Linked DNA regions of Homo sapiens: region 1 is linked to region 2. The links are chromatin contacts, found by Hi-C or POLR2A ChIA-PET in ENCODE. All regions are on one chromosome and are shown on one strand. Each heading gives the region's core, a stretch centred on a gene start or an enhancer-like site at or near the end of the contact. The rest is flanking DNA. Distances are from core to core; before and after follow the strand shown.

Region 1 (7,244 bases), core at 1,006-3,505, 270 kb before region 2:
CCTGGCATGGTGACACATCTGTTGTCCTAGCTGTTCTGGAGGCCGAGGTGGGAGGATTGCTTGGGCATAGGAATTTGAGGCTGCATGAGCTATGATCACGTCACTGCACTTCAGCCTGGGAAATAGAGCAAGACCCTGTCTCTTAAAAAATAAATAAATAAATTTCTTGGAATGATTTCTTTTTGTGGCTCTTTCAGGGAAGTTGCTTATGACCTGAAACTATTCTTTCAATCAGTTTTCTCCTCTCTTATTTATTAAAACTAGGTGCAATATGATGTCCGAGGTATCTTGGAGAAGAACAGAGATACATTTCGAGATGACCTTCTCAATTTGCTAAGAGAAAGCCGGTATGTCAGTCTTCTCACCGAGAAGTACTTAGCAAGCAAATGAATATTTGTGCAAATGCTTTTAATTCACAAATATAGAACAAATTGCTGTTATGTAAGAAACTTAGTATTGTTTTTCCCAGGTAATACTTCATCAATGAAGTAACTCAAAAGTATAACAATAATACAAGCAAGGTCGGGCATGGTGGCTCACGCCTGTAATCCCAGCACTTTGGGATGCCAAGGTGGGCAAATCACGTGAGGTCAGGAGTTTGAGACCAGCCTGGCCAACATAGTGAAACCCCATCTCTACTGAAAATACAAAAATTAGCCAAGCATGGTGGCAGGCACCTGTAATCCCAGCTACTTGGGAGGCTGAAACAGGAGAATCGCTTTAACCTGGGAGGTGGAGGTTGCAGTGACCCAAGATTGCGCCATTGCAGTCCAGCCTGGGTGACAAGAGTGAAACTCTGTCTCAAAATAAATAAATAAATAAATAAATTAATAATAATAATAATAATATAAGCAATGACTGCCATTTAGTGAGGTACTGAAATAAACCAACCACAGAGGTATAAGTAACATACTGTTATTAATCCTCTTATGCAGATGAGGAAACCGAGCCTTGAAGCAGTTAAAGCTGTTAAGTGACTTCCCCAAGACCTCTCAACTGGTAACCAGTGAGCCATCGAGTCCAGTTTTGATCTGGTCTGGTTGGCTTGAGAACCTTAATATCTTAAGCAGTGTGGTCTGCTGTCTTCACAGGGAGCTTAGAGCTGCGTGGTTAAGCTGATTTCAGCCTTGGTTTTATAGGACTCCTGTGTCTCTAGTTAGTAAAATAAATGCCTTAATTCAGCTATAATTATAAATTTATTACATATTCATTTATTCGTTCATGAATTATAAATTTACACCATTAAATCAATAAAGAAAACACACAGAAACTTGCAGTGATAAGTTATTTGTATGTATTAGACCAGGAAGTGTCCTTTTTGGTTTTTTTTTGGTTTGTTTTTTTTTTTTGGAGACAGGGTCTCGTTCTGTCACCCAGACTGGAGTGCAGTGGCGCAATCTCGGCTCACTGCAACCTCCACCTCCCAGGTTCACGCCATTCTCCTGCCTCAGCCTCCCGAGTAGCTGGGACTACAGGTGCCCGCCACCACGCCTGGCTATTTTTTTTTTTTTTTTTGTATCTTTAGTAGAGACAGGGTTTCGCCATGTCAGCCAGGATGGTCTCCATCTCCTGACCTCATGATCCGCCCACCTCGGCCTCCCAAAGTGCTGGGATTACAGGCATGAGCCACCATGCCCGGCGGAAGTGTACTATTTTTAGGAGGCTTTGTAAGAGAGAAAGAGTTTAGGGAAAAAACCCTTTCCTGAAAGCTTTCAGCACCTGTGTTGGATCTGGTGGGAATCTGTAACAAAAACACATGTTTATATCTAAGGAAGGAAAGTAGCAAAAAAGTTTAAAAGCTGTAATACTTTTAGAAATGTAAATACTAGATGGCCACCTGTCACTTAGATAGGAATGAATTGGGACAAAGGGAGCCCATATAAGGTAGTATCAGCCTAGAAACTCAGAATTTGAAACATTTGATCTTCAAACTTATTTTAACTCTTCTATGTGAGGGTTCACTATATACAACATTGTTAGCTATTTTATTTTTAGGTGAGTTTTCAGACCTGTAAAAATGATGGGTGTTTAAAAAACACCATAGCATGCTGTCAAAGCAATTTCTTAGTTTAATGCGATACGTTTAAATAAAAGCCCTGTATTGATGTTAAGTAGAGGCAGTTTGTCGTAGTGAAAAGATTGCAGGCCTGGAGACCAGCGAGGTGGAGTTTCGCCAGCTGCCTCTGTGCCAGCGTGAAGCAGTTTTGTGAGTGGTGTAAAGAACTTCCTGTCTCAACCCCAGGTTTCCCCTTGCAAACCGAGGAGCTGGGGCTGTTCACTTGCTTCACTCTCTTTCACCTTTGACATCTGTGACATTTTAATGGAACCAAAGCTTCTCTCCAAAGAGCTCAAAGCACAGTTAGAGAACTTAAGAGAGTGAGCATTAAAGAGCACCCGAGAACAAAAATGAAAAAGGTTGGGGCAAAGCAAGAAGCGACCAGGGAAAGCTCTAATATTGCCGCTTGTGGGGAGGCAGATGCTCAGAAGTCTTCCCTGACTGTCCTGGTGACAGTGAAGCCACCAACCCCACCAGCTCCATAGCCCATGATACCTTCCATGCAAGGAAGATTTAAAAATCATTGAAGGCTGGGCGGGCGCGGTGGCTCACGCCTATAATCCTAACACTTTGGGAGGCCGAGGCGGGTGGATCACCTGAAGTCAGGAGTTCAAGACCAGCCTGGCCAACATGGTGAAACCCTGTCTCTACTACAAAATATAAAAATTAGCCAGGCGTGATGGCAGGCGCCTATAATCCCAGCTACTCAGAAGGCTGAAGCAGGAGAATCGCTTGAACCCGGGAGGCAGAGGTTGCAGTGAGCCGAGATCGCACCACTGCACTCCAGCCTGGGTGAAAGAGCGAAACTCTGTCTAAAAAAAAAAAATTATTGGGAAGCTTTTCACTTTTACCTTGTTAATAGTAGCAATGGATTTTACAGAACTTTTTAAATAATAACTAATATCAATATATATGATATGCCAGGTAGCATGCTTTCTGCCTTTTACATGCATGTTCTCCTTTCATTCTCACCTGGCATTAGGGGATAAATTAAAAAATTATCTCCATTTTCCAGATGAAAAAACTGAGGCTTAGAGAGAGATGAAACATCTTGCCCAAGCAACACAGCTGGGAAGTGGGGAGACAGGATTTGAACCATCGCCTGCCTCACCCTGTAATTAGTGTTCCCCAGGAGCACCTTTCCATCCGTTAACTGCTTCAATCTTTGCAACACTGCAAGATGGCAAAACTAATAACTCACTTTTGCAAGTGAGGAGACCGAGGCTACAGAGGCTTAGATGGCATTCCAGAAAGCACAGAGCTCCTAAGTGGGATTCCACCCTTTGTCACTGTCATGCCAGTCCCCTTCTCTGCAAGACTCTGGTCTCTGACACTGCCACGTGTTTTCAGTGCCTAAAGCTCTTTGGCAGTGTTTGGTTTGAAATCTTTGGAAGCTGTCTTAGTTCTTCCAGGCCTAGGGTGTATTACTTTGAATTATCATTGAGAAAGGGCACCATTAATTACAATAATCTTGCACCTAATAATGGGTGTGTGTGCCTCACTGACCTCCTGCTCTTGCCTCACACAGATTTGACTTTATCTACGATCTTTTTGAACATGTTTCAAGCCGCAACAACCAGGATACCTTGAAATGTGGAAGCAAACATCGGCGGCCTACAGTCAGCTCACAGTTCAAGGTTCGTTTTCACTGCTGGCTTAGAGGAATCCGTCGTTACTGTATTTTTAAGAACTGAAAAGAGGATTTGGGTGTATGTGAAGTCTATGAGAATATTTGTTTATTTTTGTTTCCTTTTATATCATGCTTTTAAACCAGATAGTGCTTTAGAAATAAAATAGAGTTTTGGCTCACGCCTGTATTCTCAGCACTTTGGGAGGCCGAGGTGGGCAGATCACCTGAGCTCAGGGGTTCAAAACCAGCCGGGGCAACATGGTGAAATCCTGTCTCTACAAAAAATACAGAAATTATCTGGGTGCGGTGGCGCATGCCTGTAGTCCCAGCTACTCAGGAGGCTGAGGTGGGAGGATTGCCTGAGCCTGGGAGATCAAGATTGCAGAGAGCTGTGATTGCACCACTGCACTCCAGCCTGGGTGACAGCGTAAGACCTAGACTCTGTCTAAAAAAAGAGAGAAAAGAAATAAAATAGACTTTTTCTCTGAGTCAGATGAAAACATGTAGATCCTTTTTAAAAAAATAAATGGCTATTTCTTCTAAGCTTTTGAAATAGCAAACTCCTTAAGGCCATTTGGGACCACTCTGATTTGTATTTAGAGACTCATGTGGAAATGGGATATATTTCTTCTCATATCTGGATGTTTTTTCCCCCTGGTTAGATGAGACTGATGTCAGTTACCTTGTCCTAGGCTCTTAATCTTCCAGCAGAGGTTTTCAGTTTTCTTTTTCTAGAAGGTCGGTTTGCCAGGACTTCTCTGAGAAAGCTTTTTTTTTTTCCGTGTGTGTGTGTGTGTGTGTGTGTGTGCGTGTGTGTGTGTGTTTGTGTGTGTGTGAGACAGGGTCTTGTTCTGTCACCCAGACTGGAGTGCAGTGGTGTAATCACGCCTCACTGCAGCCTCAAACTCCCAGGCGCAAGTGATTCTCCCCCCTCAGCCTCCTGAGTAGCTGGCACTACAGGTGTAAGCCACTACACCCGACTTTTTTTTTTTTTTTTTTTTTTTTAAAGGCAGAGTCTCGCTCTGTCACCCAGGCTGGAATGCAATGGCACGATCTCAGCTCACTGCAACCTCTACCTCCCAGATTCAAGAGATTCTTCTGCCTCAGCCTCCCAAGTAGCTGGGACTAGAGGCATGCGCCATTACGCATGGCTAATTTTTCATACCCGGCTAATTTTTAGATGTTTTACTGAGATGGGGTCTTATTATGTTGCCCAGGCTGATCTCAAAATTCTGGCCTCCAGCGATCCTCCTGCCTCAGCCTCCCAAAGTGCTGGAATTACAGACGTGAGCCACTGCACCCACCCTTGGGTTTTTGAAATGTTTGAGACTTTAAACTGGACTAGCAGTGAAGGAAATGGAAAAGGGTGGGTGAGCTTTCCAGGTGCAGGCGAAGGCAGGAGAAGAGCCCAGACACAGAGATGCAAGTCCTGTCTCTGAGGACTGTCAACAGACAGTAGAACACCAGCCGGACAGGACACCTCGTGAGAATTTAAGATGGTATCAAAATATGAAGGGCCGTGAATGTCAGGATGTTTTGTCTTGTGAGAAATTTTAAAGTTTTCTGAGCTGGAGAAGTAATTAATCCATGTAGTGTTCAGACAGTTCAGTTTTCTTCAACAAGATTATGAGAAGAAAAAAGAGACAGATGGAGGGAAAGCCAGTGGATTAAAAGAGACTGAAAAGATGCATCCACCAATTACAATGAATGGACCATATTTGCATTTTGATGCAAAAGAACAAACCCTTTAAAATTTATGGGCTGGGCATGGTGACACATGCCTGTAATCCCAGCACTTTAGGAGGCCTAGGTGGAAAGATTGCTTGAGTCGAGGAGTTCGAGACCAGCCTGGGCAACATAGCGAGGCCTCATCTCTACAAAAAAAATTAAAAAGTTATTCGGCATGCCCTTGTATTCCCAGCTACTCAGGAGGCTGAGGTAGGAGGATCACTTGAGTCTGGAAGGTTGAAGCTGCCGTGAGCTGTGATCACACCACTGTACTCCAGCCTGGGTGGCAGAATGAGACCCTGTCTCAAATAAATAAATAAATAATAAAATTTTTAAAAATCATAAAATTTGAAGCAGTTGAGCATTTTAATATGAAATGTGAGACCATTGCACATTTTAATATTAGTTTAAGGAATTAATGTCATCTTTTCAGGTGTGATGATGCTGTGGTTACACAGTGCTTTAAAGTGTTTAGCCTTTAATCCTACATACTGAAATGCTGCTGGAGGAAATCACATCATGTCTGGGATTTGCTTTTCCACAGGGGTGGGTATAGTATGTGTGGATCAGGCGAAATGAGATTAGCCCTGAGCTGAAGCTGGTAATGAGAACTCATTGTATGCTTTTGTCTGCTTTGGTAAATGTTAAAAACTCTAAAAAAAAAAAAAAAAAAAAAGTTGGAAAAGAAAGTAGTATTAAAGATTGATCTGGAGTCTGTAAGTCTGGCGATTTGAAGGTAAGAGTGAGAGATTGTGGCTCAGAGACCAGTGAAGTGCTGGCATAGACTGTCATTTCGATGGAACTAATGAATTGGGAAGAATAATGACAGTGGAAGAGTGGCTATTTCTCAGTTTTTCTGTACTAAACGTTGAAATATCCTAGGATGATTTTTGTTTGTTGACAGAATGGTTTATTAAAATTGTACTATTTCAGGCCGGGCGCGGTGGCTCACGCCTGTAATCCCAGCACTTTGGGAGGCTGAGGCCGGTGGATCACGAAGTCAGGAGATCGAGACCATCCTGGCTAACACGGTGAAACCGCATCTCCACTAAAAATACAAAAAATTCTCCGGGCATGGTGGCGGGCGCCTGTAGTCCCAGCTACTCTGGAGGCTGAGGCAGGAGAAGGGCATGAGCCCGGGAGGCGGAGCTTGCAGTGAGCCGAGATCACGCCACTGCACTCCAGCCTGGGTGATAGAGCGAGACTCCGTCTCAAATAAATAAATAAATAAATAAAATAGAATTTTACTATTTCAAAGGAAGTGATAAATGAGTTTGGTGTATTATCGAATAATTTCAATTATTAATACATTGACTCAGTATGTTTATTTTATATTAGAATGACAATTAAAAAATGAAAACCTCTAAGTTATTAGTCCTATGATTTATATTGTGTTTTTTAAATTATTGTTTCTAAGTGCCTAGAGTACTGAGAAATTTAAAGAATGACATAATAAGAGACTAAATCAACATATACTTTTTCTAATAGGACTCACTGCATTCCTTAATGGCAACGCTAAGCTCCTCTAATCCTTTCTTTGTTCGCTGTATCAAGCCAAACATGCAGAAGGTAAGATTGATGACAGTCCTAGGCTGGGATCTGTCTCGAGGGACACAGCCTCCTGGGGTGGTTACTCACAGATTTGGTTTCTCCAAAGTCCTTTCATTGTAGATGGTTGGAAATGGATATGACATTATTATAACTTGACATGAAATGAAAAAGTTCCCTTTGTCCCTTGGGCCTGTTAGTCTGCTTTTGAGTGATGTTATTAAGCTTTAGGGACATCTATTTGAAAAGGAAACATTGTGAAGCCTTTACTTTTTTTTTTTT
Region 2 (6,527 bases), core at 827-3,326:
TAATGTACATTCACTGCATATTTATTAAAACGAACAGAAGTTAAATGATAATGAGATAGTATTTCTTCTATGCCAAGATTCATTTTGTTGCAGCATTATTTTTTCTAGTGCTCAAAGATACTATTGGTGAAAGGGATGAAACAGGCTGCTAGCACATGTTCTGTCTTACAGAATTACAATCTATTTTTAAAGAGCACAAGAGTGTCCTATTTCTTAGTCTTACAGAACCCCCTAATGGAGAATACTGTGTGCTGCATTCTGAAACTGCCAGCCAAGTGCATTAGAAATTCCATTATGCAGGCATTAAACTACACAAAGACAAATCTTATAATATTTAAACATTGTTTTGATAACTATATTTTTTAAGGGAACAAAGGTACATGATAATTTAAAAGATACACATAAAAGTAAAATAAGTGAACTGCTTCACATCCCAGTTTGACTGAGTTATTTTGTTCATAACAAAACTCACCACTTTGTATCCTACAGTTGGCGGTTGAATCACTTAAAATCAGTTTGATCCTTTTAAGGTCTGCTTTTTTTTTTTTTTTTTTTTTTTTTTTTTTTTTGAGACAGAATCTCGCTCTGTTGCCCAGGCTGGAGTGCAGTGGCGCTATCTCGGCTCATTGCAGCCCCTGCCTCCTGGGTTCAAGTGATTCTCCTGCCTCAGCCTCCTGAGTAGCTGGGACTACAGGCGCATGCCACCAGGCCTGGCTAATTTTTGTACTTTTAGTAGCGATGGGGTTTCACCGTGTTGGGCAAGATGGTCTCGATCTCCTGATCTCATGATCTGCCCACCTCGGCCTCCCAAAGTGCTGGGATTATAGGCGTGAGCCACCACGCCCGGCCTAAGGTCTGCTTTTAAGACTTGTTAGGACCAGAGCCGCATTTAGTTTAGGACTGATTATTCTCTGCTACTGAGGCAAGACCCTTCTGAGTATTCTACCCATGTCTGTGAATTTTGAAGTTTTTCGGTCTAGTTGGTGGGACTAGGTGTCATTCTTGGCCAAAGACACTGTTCCTTCTAGTCCTTTCTGATGGCTCTTTCCTGGCCTCCGGGCTCCTCACACGCCTGTGCCAGCAAAGCCTCAGCTGAAGACTCCAGGAATCCCCCACATCAGACCTCTCCCTTTATCTCCCTCTGTACTGTGCTCTACTCTCTGGCACTGGGTCCTGCAAACTCTGGCCCCTTGGATCTCCTTTTTGGACCCTCAGCAATGTCTCCTCAACTCAGGGAGTTGCCAGGTGGTACCTGGGTTGCTGCCCCTGCTCCCAGGCCAGGAAACACTCAAGGCAGCGAGCTGGGTGATCACATAACTCCCTTATTGGTTTCTCATCCCTTAGGAGTCACTGTCCTTCCTTGCCTAATGCCCAGAGTTTTGAAAATCGTTGTTGCATAGATTTTCTTTGTTTCAGGTGGGTTGGGTATATCAGCTCCCTCTCACACCGTCTTGCCCAGAAGCAGAAGTCTCCCTCCTCTTTATTTGTAGGACAGGAATTCAGTGTTACTTTATCAAGGGTATTTCTCACAGTGACTCTTAAGGTAAGACACACCTGCCTCAGCATCATCTAGGACACCTGTTAAAATGCAGATTTCTGAGCCTCACCCAGGCCTGCTCCATCTCCATCTCTTCAGTAAGGCCCACACAGCTGCTGCTTAAACAGTGCCCTGGGTGTCTCACAACTACAGCTGCAGGAACTGCATGAAGGGCTTATTTGGCCAGACCTCCCAATGTATATGGTAAATTGTATTCTAATAGGGACAGGGAGGAAGAAAGAAGGGATGTTGGTTTGAAATTCTACTGAGAAGCCAAAGCTCCTTTCTGTGGACAAAGTGAGTTTGCTTATCTAAGGAGCCATCTTTCCATGTTTTATTCCCTTAGAGTTTCACTGGCAGGTAAAACCAGAAATTCTTCAGCTGCTGAAAAAGGACTTTGCCCTGGCTTAGGCTTCTTTGATAAAGAATTGCTTGATTGGAGAATGGCCTTCATCAAAACACCTGACTAGTTTTTCCGTAAGAAGGAAAACTTAACCAGATGGCATCTGCTGGGGCTTTTTTGGGAGTCATTTACAGTTACAGATCCTTGAGCAAAGCCCATTTGATAGATGGCATGGCCATGTAGAGGCTGGGGCTTGTAGTGACTTCTCCCTGGGAACTACTTGAACTGGACTGGCTACGAGGATGGAAAGTTGGGGATGATGGTCATCGGGGGTGACTCTTAAATGGTCTTTATCTTGTGGCTGGAGTGTGTGGTGAGTTCACTCCTTAGTGAAGGCAAGAGTGTGAGAGAAAGCTGGAAGGCTGGCGAGAGGGAGGGGAGATGGATAGAAAGATGAACCAAAGAACCTATTTCCTTTTGAACTTGGAAAGTGCATGGTCTCTCTGAAACTAAGGAGGAAATATTAATAAAGCTACTGGTAATGAATTTTCTCCCTTAGTTGAGCGTCAGTCACAGAAGACTTGTATTGTTTGTTTAGGAACTTAGTACAAACTCAAAATGTTTTGAAGCCTTAGGTATTTTCATTTCCTTTTATGTTAGTTGGGCCTTATGTTGCATGGTGATCAGTGCCAAGGATGGTGGGAAGACAGCTACACACCATGGAAAAGATCTGTTCCCCAAGCCTTGCCCAGCATTCACAGGAGATCTTTTTTCTAGTTATGTGTTTTCCAAATAAGGCTCTCTGGGAAAACCTAGAGTTTCATTACGTAGCAACTCAGCGTGTGTATGTGTGTGTGTGCAGATGACACCTGTGTTAAACATCAACCAACCACTAAGCGTAGATCTTGGTTTCTGCTGAGTATTTGGATTCTGCACATGAAGTGCTCTGTTTTCCTGGAAAGGGTTGGTCCTGCATGATGGCACGTTGGTATTGGTCAATCACACCTCATCTCTTCTGGTTCTAGGAAGGAGTGAGGAACATGAAATGCTCCTTCTCATTCTGAATTGCCATGTGGTCTCTTCAAAGAATATCATTGAATGTATTCACCCTTTGAAGAGGGCACACATTTTAAAGGATCAGAACTGTATTGGAAACCCAGAGTCCTGGCCTTGGGTCTTGGCTCTGCCTCATACTAGCTGCAAAAAGTTGGATTTCACGTTCCTCACCTATAAAATAAGGGAATTTGAAAAGTTGACATCAAATGTCCCGTCTCATGACAAATTATCTAATTCTGTATAACCTAAATTGAACTGTGGTGACATAAATTAATGGTAAACTCACTGGAAGACTATAGAAATGTGAGTTCCTATGGTACTCAGAATTAATCACTGGGCAATTTAAAACTATTGTTAAACTCCCAGGGAGCACCTGTTTTTGGTCCAGAAGAAAAGATGTGGAGTGACATCTTTTTTTCACCCTGGAACTTACATTTTCTTTTTAAATCATATATATTTCGATTAAATTTTATTCAGCCCAATCTGAACATTTATTTTTAATCTCAAACACTTATTACTCTTTACAAACCCATTTGGTTAGATATTATTTTCAGGTTGTACACAATGAATTTCTCATTTCTGTTTGTGATTATAACAATTCAAATATCAATTATAATTTATTGTGTTAATAAAAATGTAAGTAATGATGAAATTTATTGTCCCAAAAAACTATTATATGAAGCTTTTTAAAAGGGAAAAATGTAATATAATTAAGAGTGTTTTCTTATGACTATGGAAGATAGTCAAAGATTGCATATTTTTTTCTTTCTTTCCAGCAAATAGTGTTTATCTATAGACACAGAGGAATAGTGCTACCAGCATTCAAGTTTTTGATAACAGTATTTTCCACATTTAGTGTGATGCAAGACACAAAGGGGGAACTTAATAACTTTTTATTGAATAAATGAATAAATTAGTGGATAGATGGTGTCCACTTGAAGTCCCCTGTGGAAAATAGATAAGACCCTTCCTTAAATGCTAAAGAGAGTTTTTAGTTATTTCATAGTAATCTCTATAAAACACTTTAAGTTATATGAAGTCTTTGTTCTAACATTATCTCTATAGTGACAATTTAGTATTATACTAGGCTCTTTTACAATTTGGGGACATTTACTTAAGCAGTAATAAAAAATATGTAAACAAATATGGATATGGTGTCATTTCCAAGACATGAATCCTAAAGATGATATTAGAACAAAGTTCCAGCATCTGTACAAAGTACTATTCATTCAAAAAAATATTTTTTTGTCCTCGCGCAGTGGTTCATGCCTGTAATCCCAGCACTTTGGAAGGCCAAGGTGGGAGGATTGTTTGAGGCCAGGAGTTATGAACTGTTCATTTATTCCATCTTAATGTTTAAAAGAAAATAACAAATCCTTCCATTATAGCTTTTCATTGATTTTTGTTAGAATTATATTGGGCAAACAGTTCAAATGCATCCTTAAATAATTATTCAATATGCATAGAGAGCAGAAATTAAAATGTTTTCTGTCATCTTCATGGTCCCATTAAACTGAACAGTAGCTTAGCCTGTCTGTGCCAATTTGCAGCAAATCTATATTATTCTGAGAAAACAGACTGCATTTTAATAACCTTATATTTCCTTTGCCATATAGCTTTTGCTCTCTGGTGCAAAATCTTTTCCCACTAAGCAGATATCTGTGGCAAGATTTTGCCACAGATATCTGCTTCTTAGCTATGCACTTAGTATTTTAATAGATGTGGAATCATGGGGTATGCAAACCTGGTGCCAGATATGGTCCTGCTGAAAACAGATTTGCTCAGTGATTCAAGAGTGGGTAGAGTTAATGGATGCATAAACCATCCCCAAAAGTTCATTTCTTCTGACAGACAGGAAATCTACCTGCAGGAATAACATCAGCCTGGACAACTGGTAGCTCAGTGACTCTCCAGAGCATTAGTTGAGGCTGAAAGAACAAAGAGGAAGGAAAATGGTATACTTCCCCCCTTTTAAAATATGCTATTGCACTCATTTAAACTTGGATTAAAATTATTTTTATAAAAAGGAATTGTAATTTACAAATTGCCTTACTATTCAAAATATATTAAAAGTCACAGAATCTGTATGTACATAAACTTCTGTATAGTTGAGCATCTAAGGGCAAAGGTAGTTTTGATTTGTCTTAGGGCTACTGGAATTGAATCCAGAGATCAGCCTCACCCTGGTACCCTACCACAGCTCAGATGATAGTTCACTAACAATTCTAGTCTTCTTCTAGAAACTTTGCTGCTTTTGTTATTGCCATATCCATAGCTCTGTGGCAGTGCCTTCAACATGGTAGACACATATCTCTCAATAATCTCTTAAATGAATGAATTTGAGGATTCTTAACAGGGCTTGTTTGAACTGGTATGTTTTTATGAGTTAGGATTGCAAGAGCAGGAATTAAGCTTTATGTCATTGTAATGTTAGGGAATGACATGTATTTACATGTGTCTTCTTCCTGGAGTGATTGTTTCTAGTTTTTAGCTCACTGAGGTTCCTGTGGAAAATGAGGGCAGGGAGAAAGCTGGTTGCCGGCCCATGCATCACACTCAACACATTCTAGATGATGATTAGGAAAATGTACTCTGGAAAAATAGAGGATATTGTAAGATCTTTTTAACAATTTTCTATAGAGTTTTCCAACCATGGTATATATTGAAAATACATTGTTGGTATTTATTCTTAATATTGTATGCTTAATTCCAAGGTTTCTCTAAAAGTACTGTGGTTTCCCAATCCTTAAGGTTTAAGACGTTTCTAACAAGTCTTCCATGACCTAGTCTCCTCCTACCCCTCCAGCTTCACATGTTTTTCTTCTGGTTGACTTTGCTGGAGTCACATTGAGACTCAATAGGATAGCACATTTAAGCTCCTTCCCACTCCAGGGCTTCTGCATATATTGCATGTTGTTCTACCTGGAACCCTATGATTAACCTGCTGATCCATCCCATATCTGAGTTTTAAAATGACTCTTCATTAAAGATGTCCCTAAGCCTCACCCTGTTCTCCCTGAGTGTTTCCCTGATTGTAAACAGACAATTAATTAGACAGCTAATTGTTTCTTTTGACATGTGAGTTTCCTGAAGCAGGTGTCTGGATAGTTCCCTTCTGAATTCACAGGGCTTTTCCAGAGGGTGTGGCCAACAGTAGATGCTCAATAAATATTTGCCAAAGCCATAAATGTTGAATGAATCATCCAAAGTTCAGTAGTATTTTTTTTCTTTTTGTCTCTTTAGCTGGGAAGTTATCAATTCCAAACCAGATGAAAGACCCAGGCTCAGCCACTGTATTGCAGAATCATGGATGAATTTCAGCATATTTCTTCAAGAAATGTCTCTTTTTAAACAGCAGAGCCCTGGCAAGGCAAGTTTTCCAGTAAAGGAGTATGTTTTAAAATGTTCAGTTACTTGGAAACAAATGAACTAACCTATTTTATCAGCTTGTCAGATTTCTCCAATTTTAAATATAATATACTAAGAACATATGCCATAAAAGCTGGTATCAGCAAGGTTCAGATGTGTGAGTGTGCGAACACTAGATAATCCTCAGCCTCACATTGTGAAATTGGATTGGTTTTACATTTT

What was found. A loop is a pair of places that touch in the nucleus more often than their neighbours do. ChIA-PET counts read pairs that join two places held with the same protein, here RNA polymerase II (POLR2A). Pooled maps may share reads with other maps.
Region 1: a map of chondrocyte shows a loop between it and region 2 (2.6-fold over the local background). The contact joins two enhancer-like sites. A Hi-C loop is called at or near these places in 2 of 168 maps with a recorded cell type or tissue (chondrocyte and kidney) and 2 of 50 pooled maps. POLR2A ChIA-PET finds 5 or more read pairs at or near these places in 2 of 52 experiments (A673 and H1).

Annotation. Positions count from the first base shown.
Region 1 is chr5:16,754,567-16,761,810 of GRCh38, reverse strand. MYO10 (myosin X) reads left to right here. Exons shown (of 41, transcript NM_012334.3): 17 at 265-347; 18 at 3,585-3,693; 19 at 6,903-6,983. Among named protein-coding and RNA genes, the nearest start is that of RETREG1, 140 kb to the right of the region's middle. RefSeq lists enhancers at 5,971-6,611, 6,612-7,244. Within about 2 kb of position 2,255, at least 2 of the 41 ENCODE cell types and tissues checked have a DNase peak (open chromatin) inside an H3K27ac peak, as active enhancers do.
Region 2 is chr5:16,483,125-16,489,651 of GRCh38, reverse strand. It overlaps RETREG1 (reticulophagy regulator 1), which reads left to right. Exons shown (of 9, transcript NM_001034850.3): 4 at 6,180-6,306. Among named protein-coding and RNA genes, the nearest start is that of ZNF622, 21 kb to the right of the region's middle. Within about 2 kb of position 2,076, at least 3 of the 41 ENCODE cell types and tissues checked have a DNase peak (open chromatin) inside an H3K27ac peak, as active enhancers do.